2 separate regions of the Homo sapiens genome follow, and region 2 is linked to region 1. Evidence: chromatin contacts called from ENCODE Hi-C or POLR2A ChIA-PET data. All regions are on one chromosome and are shown on one strand. Each heading gives the region's core, a stretch centred on a gene start or an enhancer-like site at or near the end of the contact. The rest is flanking DNA. Distances are from core to core; before and after follow the strand shown.

Region 1 (4,988 bases), core at 2,128-4,627:
TCTATGTAGCTATTCATCAGCATTACTTACAGCAACCCAAAAAATGGAAATAAAAGAATAAATCATTAGGATAGAAAATAGTTTTCAAATAAGACTTAATGAATGGAAAAATGCTTAAGTTAAATGTAGAGTGGAAATGGTAGTAAATACAATTGTGCATATAATTCTTTTTTTAATGTTAACAACAAAAAAACGATAAAATTACTTAGTGTTACCTACAGGCTGTGAGATTATGGGTGACTGGTTTCTGTACCTTTCAGTAATTTCCAAATTCCCTACAAAGCAATCTATTTCATAATAACTATTACTTTTTAAAAACTTATCTCTGAATAAGGTGAAGAAACTGGGCATGATTCTTTGTTTTTATACTGTGGATGGCTAATCACTTAAGAGCAATGCATTCAAAAGTAAGTCCAAAGCATTACAAGTTGTTTCCACAACAGTCAATGGTTAAGACCAAACTTGTAAATTTTTTTTTTAAAAAAACACACTCAAAATGCTGAATGAAATACAAATAGACAAGAAATCGATTTAACATAGAGATTTAACCAAAGACTGTAATAAGGGGACCACCTGGAAGGTGGACTCTATTGAACAAAAGTTAACAAGAGAAGCCAGCTGAAGGAGGAGATAGCTTTCAGACAGCCACGGAAGGGAATGCTGCCTCACATAGGAAGTCCAAAACAGGTCTAAGCCATGCCATTTTCTGACTACCACTGCTTATTCCTTAGAAAGAGAACCAACCACCACAGCAGTGTTCAGCAAAGCTCTCCTACATTCCAAATCTCCTGGTGAAAATACCACACTCAGGACTGGGAGGGCAGCCCAAGCAACTGCAACGCACCCTCTTCCCAGGATCAACAGCACCGCCCAGGCACCCTACACACACCCTAGCTACATCAGGAAGCCACCCTCCACCAAGATCGTTCCTCACAGTCTTCAAGTAGATGGGGTCACCTCCAGCAGGTCATCCATAAGGAATCCTGCCTTTCCTGTCCGGGAATGGTCTGTGCAAGGGTTTGTACTTCCTTCACTGCTCTGTGTTTCCAGCTGGATCCTGGAGCACAGGGGCTGTGCCCTCCACTTCTTAGTTCCTAGTCTATGAGCCTGGCAGCGGCTGAAGCCAATATACAAACCAGTGAAAGGATGAAGTCTCTTTCCATGATGTCAGGTCTAGAATGGAAATATTATTAATTTCATGTCTCCAGGTTGAATATTTGTATTGGGGGTAGAGGGGAAGCAGGAAAGGACTTCCAAAGAAGAGAAGGTTAGGGATGGGCAGTGCAAACAGCTTCACTATTTATTTTAAAGTTACCAGAAGCACTTATATTCTCCACAACCTCTGCAGTACACCCAGATGGCCACATTCATATGGGGAAGCCATCAGGCACAGAAAGGAAGCATGTCATAGAGTCTGAAGCCAAACCAACCTAAACTCAAAGCCTTAGTTTCCTCATCTGTAAAATGGGGATAACTATGCCTAACTCACAACGTGATTGGATCGTGTATATAAAATTCAACATCTGGCACACAAAAAGCACTCAGGAGATGGAAACCATTTATCTGCTGTGTCTTATGACAGATGAATCCACGAGTATCAGATGGGCTCTCTTTGTTGACTAAAGCCAAGAGACCCTTGACAATGATCTCTTCTCCTCTGGACACACAGGGCTGGAACTCGCAGGAGCAGGACTGAGACGGGAGGTCCTAGGTTAGAGTAAGGTGTTTGCACTAGCTGTATACTGCCTAAAAGAGACTCATTCTGTCACCCCAACCCTGGTTCCACCCAGCTATGGGAAATCTCTGCAGAGGCTTCAGGTGTGGATATGTCTATGGGCCAAGAGCGGGGGTGGGAGGCAGGGAAAGTGATGACTGTGACCTTGAGCAAGGCACTTCTCTGCCTTAGTTTCCTCTTTGGTAAGCAGAGTGGACCTGTTCCATGATCCCTGAAGTCCTCCCTGTGCTTCTATTGTACCATCCCCTCTAGGGCACTGGTTATAATTCTCACAGGTCCAAGGGACACCTTCAAATGTGTTCCAATTCCTCCCAGCCACTGAGTAGCCCTTTGGCCCTGCTCCCACGAGAAAGGAGGATTCGGAGCAGCGTTCACGGCTTTCTGGTTTTTGTTCTGTGTGCAGCAGCTCTCCACCCCTAGCTGCTCCTTCCACCTTTCCTTTTCCGCCTCAAAGTGGTCAAGTGCCTGTGCAGGGGCAATCGCTGGCCTGCAGTGTCAGCTCAGAGACGGTTTCCAGACCATCCTGTGTACAGGCTCAGGGTGGACAAATAAACATTTTGGAGAAGCAATAGGAATTAAATCATTTCTTCCACAACAAAACCCTTATGCTTCTTCATAAATCATGCCTCTTCATTCCATACTGATGAACAGTCACTAAATTGCATCTGTTATAAAAACAGCCCTTACTCCTTTCATGCCCAGACACTTAAGAATCAAAATATTTTCACACTCCATTGTACTAATAATGCCTTGCAGAAGTAATACCAATAGCTATTTCCCTGGAAAGATCCGTGGCCAGGGCGCTTTCCAAGAGGTTTTCTTTGAATGTTCTTTGTGTCCTGCTGTACGGGGGGACACGGCCGGCCTGCCCGCATCTGGGGGACGCTGGGCTTGTCCCGGTAATGCAATACTCTTTTAAAGCACACCTCGAATCCACCTCTTCGCCCCGACAATAAAGTATCTCAAAACATTCGATATGCCACATCATACAGCCTTGACAAAAAAGCACGCCGGTGCCTGCATTCTGCAGGAAAAACCAGGCACATTCTGAGATGAAGCCACCAGACCCGCTTCGGGTTCCATGGACAAGAGAACAGCTTTGCAGACCCCTTAGCAAGACCGGCCAGAAGCCGCTCGCTTGTTCGTTTTAATTATTTATTTCCCCCGTGCCTTTATTTGTTGGGCCCCAGAAGAATGGCAAAGCATCTTCCAGAAAGGACGGCGAGGGAGCTGGAGAATAAAAGAGGATGGGCGGGGAAAGCCGGGGTTTTGAAAACAGCAGCGATAAAGGCAGGCGGGGTCGCGGCCGCGTTCCGAGGGTCTCGGCGGAGCTTACCTGGGGCGCACGAGGCCGGCCGGGCCAGCAGCAGCAGCCAGAGGCCAGGAAGCAGCAGCCCCGGGCGGCGGCGGCGGGCGCAGCGGGCGGAAGGCCGTCGGCCGCTCGGCCCCGGGGCCAGCGCGACCCCGGCGCGGGGCTTCCCCTCCATGGCCGCGCCTCGGCGTCGGCGCCGCGCCCCCGGCATTCCCGGCCGGCGCCCCGGCCCGGCCTCGCGGCTCAGCGGCTCTCGGGTCCGGGAGGGGCGGCCGCTGCGGCTGCGGCTGGGACGGGGCGCCGCGCACCGGCGCGGAGGGAGGCCGGAGAGGCGGGGGCGGGCCGGGCCGGAACCGAGGACAGGGGCGCCAGCCGCACGCCCGCCTTGCCGCTCCGCCCCCTTCGGAGCCTCGGAGCCGCTGCCCGGCAACGCGCGGGCCCGGGCGCGGGACGGCGAGCACCCCCTCCCGGCCGGCCGGACGCCTGCCTGCCTGCCTGCCTGCCTGCCTGCGGGGCGGCCGGGGCAGCGTGCGCGGGGCTCGGCGCGGCAGAGGCGGCAAGGGCGGCGAGGCGGCGCGGCCCAGCCCTCCCCCAGGACCCGCCTTCCGGAGGGAGCGCGAGGGGCTCGGGGGGCCTGGGCCGGGCGGTGCCGCCCCGACCCGCACCCAACCCCGGGTCCCGCCGCGCGTTCCCCGGGGCGCCCGGATCAGGGTAGGCCGGCAAGCCGGGGGAGGGGTCCTCTCGCCTCCCTCGCTCCTCCTCTCCCGCCGACTCCTTGCGGGCAGCAGGTGTGTGGGGCGCCGCGCTCTCAGGACAGCCTCGGGGCCGCGGAGGGGACAAAGCCAGACAAAGTCGGGCTCCTGCGCTAGAGCTCAGCGTGCAAGGCAGGGGCGAGCAGAGCGCACGCAGCTCTCCCCCGCCTTCCTGCCTTAAGAAGGTGCGGCCACCTCTGCGGGTCTTCGGGAAGCGACCCTGCGCTCAGGGCCTGGGAGGCCCGCGGGACCCTGCACTTAGCAGGCCTTGAGCAGGCGGCTGCTGAAGCGAATGGGCGTGGAGCTGGGGAGACCCGCAAGGCCAGGCCGTTTTAGGGAAAGTGGCGCTCCTGAGAGGTGGAGAGAATGCCCAGAGAGCGTTTGAGGGTTGGAGTCCGCGGGGGGAATGAGGAACGGGAAGAAGGGAGTTGACATCTGTCAAGTACCTACTGTGTGCCAGGCACGTCACTCTGAAGACGCCCCGTGGCTTCAGGGTCTAGGGAGGAGGAATTGGAAGTTTTGAATCGTTGCATCCCACTGGCATTGTTGCATCAAGCAGATATTAACGGTGTGTGTGGGGGACACTATCTCGTGCAGAAAAACTATGGCAGACAGCGGAAAAGGTGAATCATTACACTGGCAGAGGGATCCTCGCGGCTATTCAGTCGGGTTCCCCTGCCAGGCCCAGCCCTTGAAGGGGCTGCCCAGCCTTGCAGCTCCAACTCTTCTGGACTCCTTGCCCTTGGCGAATAGTTCTTCCTAAGAATAGGACAGGGGCACTCTTCTGTAGGTACACACCTGGTCCTTACAGGTGGGTACTTGAAACCTGGTAGTTTCAAGGAAAATGAGAATAAAGGTTAAAAAAAGCTTTTGTTGATGTTCCTGGTGTTTTTACACGTTATTGTAACCCCCCATCATACAGCCCCTATGTTTATTACAGTAACTGCTCCTGTCTCCCAAAGAGGGTTCTGCGTGCACACCCAGGTAAGTACCTAAGAGAAACTGCCCAGATATGTCTGGTCCCAGGACACCATGGCCATAGATCTGGGACCTCTTATTCACACACTTATCTTTATTCTCTGAACTCTCTATAACAGCACATTTGACCACAAACCACTGCCTTCGTGCAACTCTTGAATGGTCTTGTCCTGTTGTGTTGTTTTATCTTTTATGAATTTATGCTTTGCAC
Region 2 (4,897 bases), core at 1,973-4,472, 94 kb after region 1:
GTGCCTCTCCCAAGTATTTTGTTTGCTTTGGCAGTTAGGCAGCTCAGAGCCAAATGTATAGCCCACTGACTCGTAATTATTAGTTCCGTGCAAAAGTAATCAGTTTTTGCCATTAAAAGTAATTACCACCAACCCAAAAGTAATTTTACACCAACCTAAATATGTAGAACCTTACGCTGCCATTCCTTTGTCCCTGCATTATCTTTTTTTTTTTGGAATCTCACTTTTGTCACCCAGACTGGAGTGCAGTGGTGCAATCTCGGCTCACTGCAACCTCTGCCTGCAGGTTCAAGCGATTCTCCTGCCTCAGACTCCTGAGTAGCTGGGATTACAAGCACGCGCCACCACACCCAGCTAATTTTTTGTATTTTTAGTAGAGACAGGGTTTCACCATGTTGGCCGGGCTGGTCTCGAACTCCTGACTTCAGGTGATCCACCCCACCTCGGCCTCCCAAAGTGCTGGGATTACAGGAGTGAGCCACCGCACCCAGCCCATGCATTATTTTTGGCTTCATTTTAATCTCTTGCTTTCATTTTCTGTTTCTCATCACCCTGATTCCATTACCTGCTTAAGGTCTGTTTTCTCTCTCTCTTTAATCCTATGAGTTAAAGGGAGGAAGGGACACTGAGACAGAAGGACAGAGGCTCTGCTCACCTAAACTTCCCTCCCTATTACTATGCCCCCACTATGGGTCAGCCTAGGATCTTCTAGTTCCAGTCCTTTAAGTCCATCTAAATCCAGACTCTGAATGAATAGTAGTGACTATCTGTACCAGATGTGGTTTCACTGCTTGAGTGAATTAACACATTCCCTGGTCTAATTAACCATGCCATCATCCATACAGTCCTTTAAGTTCTCACTCTCACCCTCTTTTCCAGCTCAAAGCAGTAGTCTCTGTACATTTTATGTGTTTATACATAGAAAGCTATCTCAAGGTTCCACCCTCCCCTCTCATGGTGAGGAAAGAGGGAAGTGCAGCTGACATGTCTCAAGCGGTTCCTTAAAAATAATTAATATATGGCCGGGCGCAGTGGCTCACGTCTGTAATCTCAACACTTTGGGAGGCCGAGGTGGGCGGATAACCTGAGGTCAGGAGTTCACGACTAGCCTGTCCAACATGTTGAAACCCCATGTCTACTAAAAATACAAAAATTAGCTGGGTGTGGTGGTGGTGCATGCCTGTAATCCCAGCTACTCGGGAGGCTGAGGCAGGAAGATCGCTTGAACCCAGGAGATGGAGGTTGCAGTGAGCCAAGATAACGCCATTGCACTCCAGCATGGGTGATAAGAGTGAAACTCCATCTCAAAAATAAATAAATAAATAAAAATAAAAATTAATATATACTTTAATGTATGACTGCAATTGGAGTACATGTTTGCTGAAAAAAAATTGAATATAGCTGTGTACAAAGTAAAAAAATACCACTTCCTCTACCACACTCCACGGGTAACCATGTAGGCTTCAAACATTTTATTAATAGTGTTCTTTTTATTTTATTTATTTATTTATTTTGGAGACAGAGTCTCAATCCATCCCCCAGGCTGGAATGCAGTGGCGAAATCTCAGCTCACTACAACCTCCACCTCCCGGGTTCAAGAGATTCTCCTGCCTCAGCCTCCAGAGTAGCGGGGATTATAGGCGCCTGCCACCACGCCTGGCTAATTTTTGTATTTTTAATAGAGATGGGGTTTCACCATGTTGGCCAGGCTGGTCTCGAACTCCTGATCTCAGGTGATCCACCTGCCTCAGCCTCCCAAAGTGCTGGGCTTACAGGCATGAGCCACCGTGCCCAGCCAACAGTGTTCTTTTTAAGTTGACAAGTTTAAACAAGAGCCCCCTACAAGGAGGAACAGTGCTCACCTCTTCTCCATACTGAATCCATGTGCCAGATTCATTCTTCCAATACCAAATCCATTTGGTGGTGAAGACAGAATTGGCTGGCTTGGTGACAGAAGAAGGAGTGGAGAGGCGTCGGATGGGAAAGGAATCACAACTCATTACCCGAAAATTGATTGTATAACTTCCTACAGAACAGCTGAGAGAGAAAAGTATTAAGTTAACATAATGCTTCATTGACCCCTGTTTTCTACAATCTCGTCTTCCCTAATGAGAGCACAGAATTAAACTTTCAGGGCTAAAATAGATCTTCAAGTTTTCTTTCCATGGCTCCAGGTCCTACACATAAAAGAAAAACGGAAACGCAGAGAGGAAAGTGACTCGCCTGCACCACATAATTAATGGTGTTACATAATGTATTCTTCCCTCAGAAAATATCCCAAAATAAAACTGTGCCCACAAAACTCCTGATTGGCTCAATGTTATAAAGTAAGTTAGAAATTCGCATTTGGTCCATTTTTAAAATTATTTATTATTATTTAAATCGTTATCAAAATGTGGAGACCCTTGCAGAAAATTGGCAAGGTTAAAGTGATTTTCATAATAACATTAAACATTATTTGCTTTTTTCACTTTCATTCTCTCAGGAATACACGATGAAATTTTCCAGAGGCTACACAATATATGATTTCACAGCAGGTTGAATAAAGAAGCGGATATGAGAATCTAGTTATCTTCTATTATGCCAGACATTAATTTGCAAAAATATAAAACTCCTCTCAATAAATTTTTTGTTTTGGAAAACAGTTATTTTATAATTATCCATATAAATATTATATATAAATATGTAAATAAATACACACAGTTATATACCTGGGTATGTATATTAAATGGATATACATGAATATGTATATAGTATTAAATATAGTTACATGAAACATGTTCATTATGTTAACATATAGCAAGCTTATTCTTATTTTTAAGTGAATCAAATATATAATTGTTCTCAGTTTTAATTTTTAATATGGTAAATATTGATAGCTATATTCCACACAAACAGAAATTCTTTGGGATCCTGAATACATTTTAAGTGTTGAGGAGTCCTCTGACCAAAAAGTTTGAGAATTGCTGCTCTAAGAAAGACCTCTTAGATCAGTGGTTCTCAATCAGGAACGATTTTGACCTCAGTGGGTATTTTACAACATCTGAAGACATTTTGGGTTAGGACAACCAGTGGGGCTGGTGGGGGGGTGGTGCTTCCTGTCATCTGTGGATTGAGGCTAGGAATAGTGCTAAACAGAATCTGGCCCAAAACGTCAGTAGTGCTGAGGTTGAGAAACCCGGCTCTCCACTTGCCTGGGAGCGGAAATATAGACCTAGCAACCAGAAAGTAGCTCATGTCGCCCTCTAGTGGTAAAAATCCAGCAACACAGAATCTCCACCCTCAAATCACTAAATTCTCATATGATGAAAAGTAATGTAACTTTTCCCCCTTAAGAATTTCCTTATAAAACTGGGATGTTTCTTATATCCCTGCACACCATAGATAAATACGGTCATATGGGTATCACCCATTTCAGCTCTTCCAGAAGGAGAAATGTTTTTACTTATTTATTTTTGAGACAGGGTCTCACTCTGTCACCCAGGCTGGAGTGTGGTAGCACAATCACGGCTCATTGCAGCCTCAACTTCTTGGGCTCCAGTGATCCTCTCACATCAGCCTCCCGAGTAGCGAGTAGCTGGGACCACAGGTGCGTGCTACCATGCCTGGCTAGTTTTTGTATTGTTGGTAGAGACAGGGTTTCATCATGTTGCCCAGGCTGATCTCGAACTCCTGAGCTCAAGTGATCCTCCTGCCTCAGCCTCCCAAAGTGCTAGGATTACAAGCATGAGCAACCACGCTCGGCCAGAAGCAGAAATGTAAGGTACCCTCTTAGATGCCTTGCTAGAGAAAATAGCAAACATAAGGGAGGTATTAAATGCTAAAGTATACAACAAAATTCTACAGTAAAACTATATGAAATTATTCAAACCGTGTTTTTAAATTATGAAGTTAAGCCAAAGGCTCTTTTGTCCTAAATCATTTAGTACTTTTAATAGTTCTGTGATGAACTGATCAGGATACGAGCCGGACACTGAACTGTGTTTTTTTGCAGGACACAGACAACTGTCAACTAAACAAATAATCATGTCACTGTTTGTTTCATTTGAGTTAGCAAACATTCCCAGGATCTCTGGTATTAGCCAGGCTCAGTGTGACCTCAAACCCACCCAGCTGTGGTTTTCCTTCATTAACTCGGCAGGCATTTGCCATTTTTTATCTCAAGAGGTATTTCACACTCGAATGGGATTCTGATGGAAAAGTGTTTTTTTCTTTTTCCCCTGAGCCTAGCACTAATGCTTCCCTTTGATAATGTTGGACTCTTGAAAGCCAGAGTACAGCCACCAACTTACAGGTGGATTCCGGGGTTACAGTAGCCTTTCTCGATCGTCTCCATGTGCTCAAAGTCCGTCCAGGTTTTACCAATAAGCATCTGCCACCGGTAAGGCAGATGGAAGTGGACTTTGCTGCAGCTACCTACAAAGACAAAGAAGGGGTCTGAGGGACTGTTGAGCAGGGATTCTAACCAATTCAGTCAAGTTCACTGCCAGCTTTCCCCATCCATGCCTGCCCTGCCCCCTGCCAGACAGGTTCCATCTATACCAGCTGACACTGCTGTGTGTCCATTATCCAGGTTCCTTCATTACCTTGGAGACTCATCAGAAAACAAAAATTCAGGCAGAGTGTGGTGGCTCACATCTGTAATCCCACCACTCTGGGAGGCCGAAACAGGCGGATCATTTGAGGCCAGGAGTTCACAACCAGCCTAGCCAACATGGTGAAATCCTGTCTCTACTAAAAATACAAAAATTAGCCAGGCATGGTAGTGGGTGCCTGTAATCCCAGCTTCTCGGGAGACTGAGGCAGGAGAATCACTTGAATCTGGGAGGTGGAGGTTGCGGTGAGCCGAGATCACCCCACTGCACTCCAGCCTGGGTGACAGAGTGAAATTCTGTCT

What was found. Hi-C counts contacts between places; a loop is a spot of excess contacts on that map. ChIA-PET counts read pairs that join two places held with the same protein, here RNA polymerase II (POLR2A). Pooled maps may share reads with other maps.
Region 2: a pooled map shows a loop between it and region 1 (5-fold over the local background). The contact joins the enhancer-like site here to the promoter of KIAA1549 in region 1. A Hi-C loop is called at or near these places in 9 of 50 pooled maps. POLR2A ChIA-PET finds 5 or more read pairs at or near these places in 5 of 52 experiments (T-cell, WTC11, activated CD4-positive, alpha-beta T cell and 1 more).

Annotation. Positions count from the first base shown.
Region 1 is chr7:138,978,012-138,982,999 of GRCh38, forward strand. KIAA1549 reads right to left here and starts at 3,378. Exons shown (of 20, transcript NM_001164665.2): 1 at 3,072-3,378. The coding sequence starts at 3,258. RefSeq lists silencers at 1,992-2,286, 3,126-3,255, 3,296-3,675, 3,696-3,825 and enhancers at 2,297-3,183, 3,806-4,155.
Region 2 is chr7:139,071,994-139,076,890 of GRCh38, forward strand. ZC3HAV1 (zinc finger CCCH-type containing, antiviral 1) reads right to left here. Exons shown (of 13, transcript NM_020119.4): 6 at 4,293-4,416; 7 at 1,863-2,037. Among named protein-coding and RNA genes, the nearest start is that of MIR10399, 30 kb to the left of the region's middle. Within about 2 kb of position 3,223, at least 18 of the 41 ENCODE cell types and tissues checked have a DNase peak (open chromatin) inside an H3K27ac peak, as active enhancers do.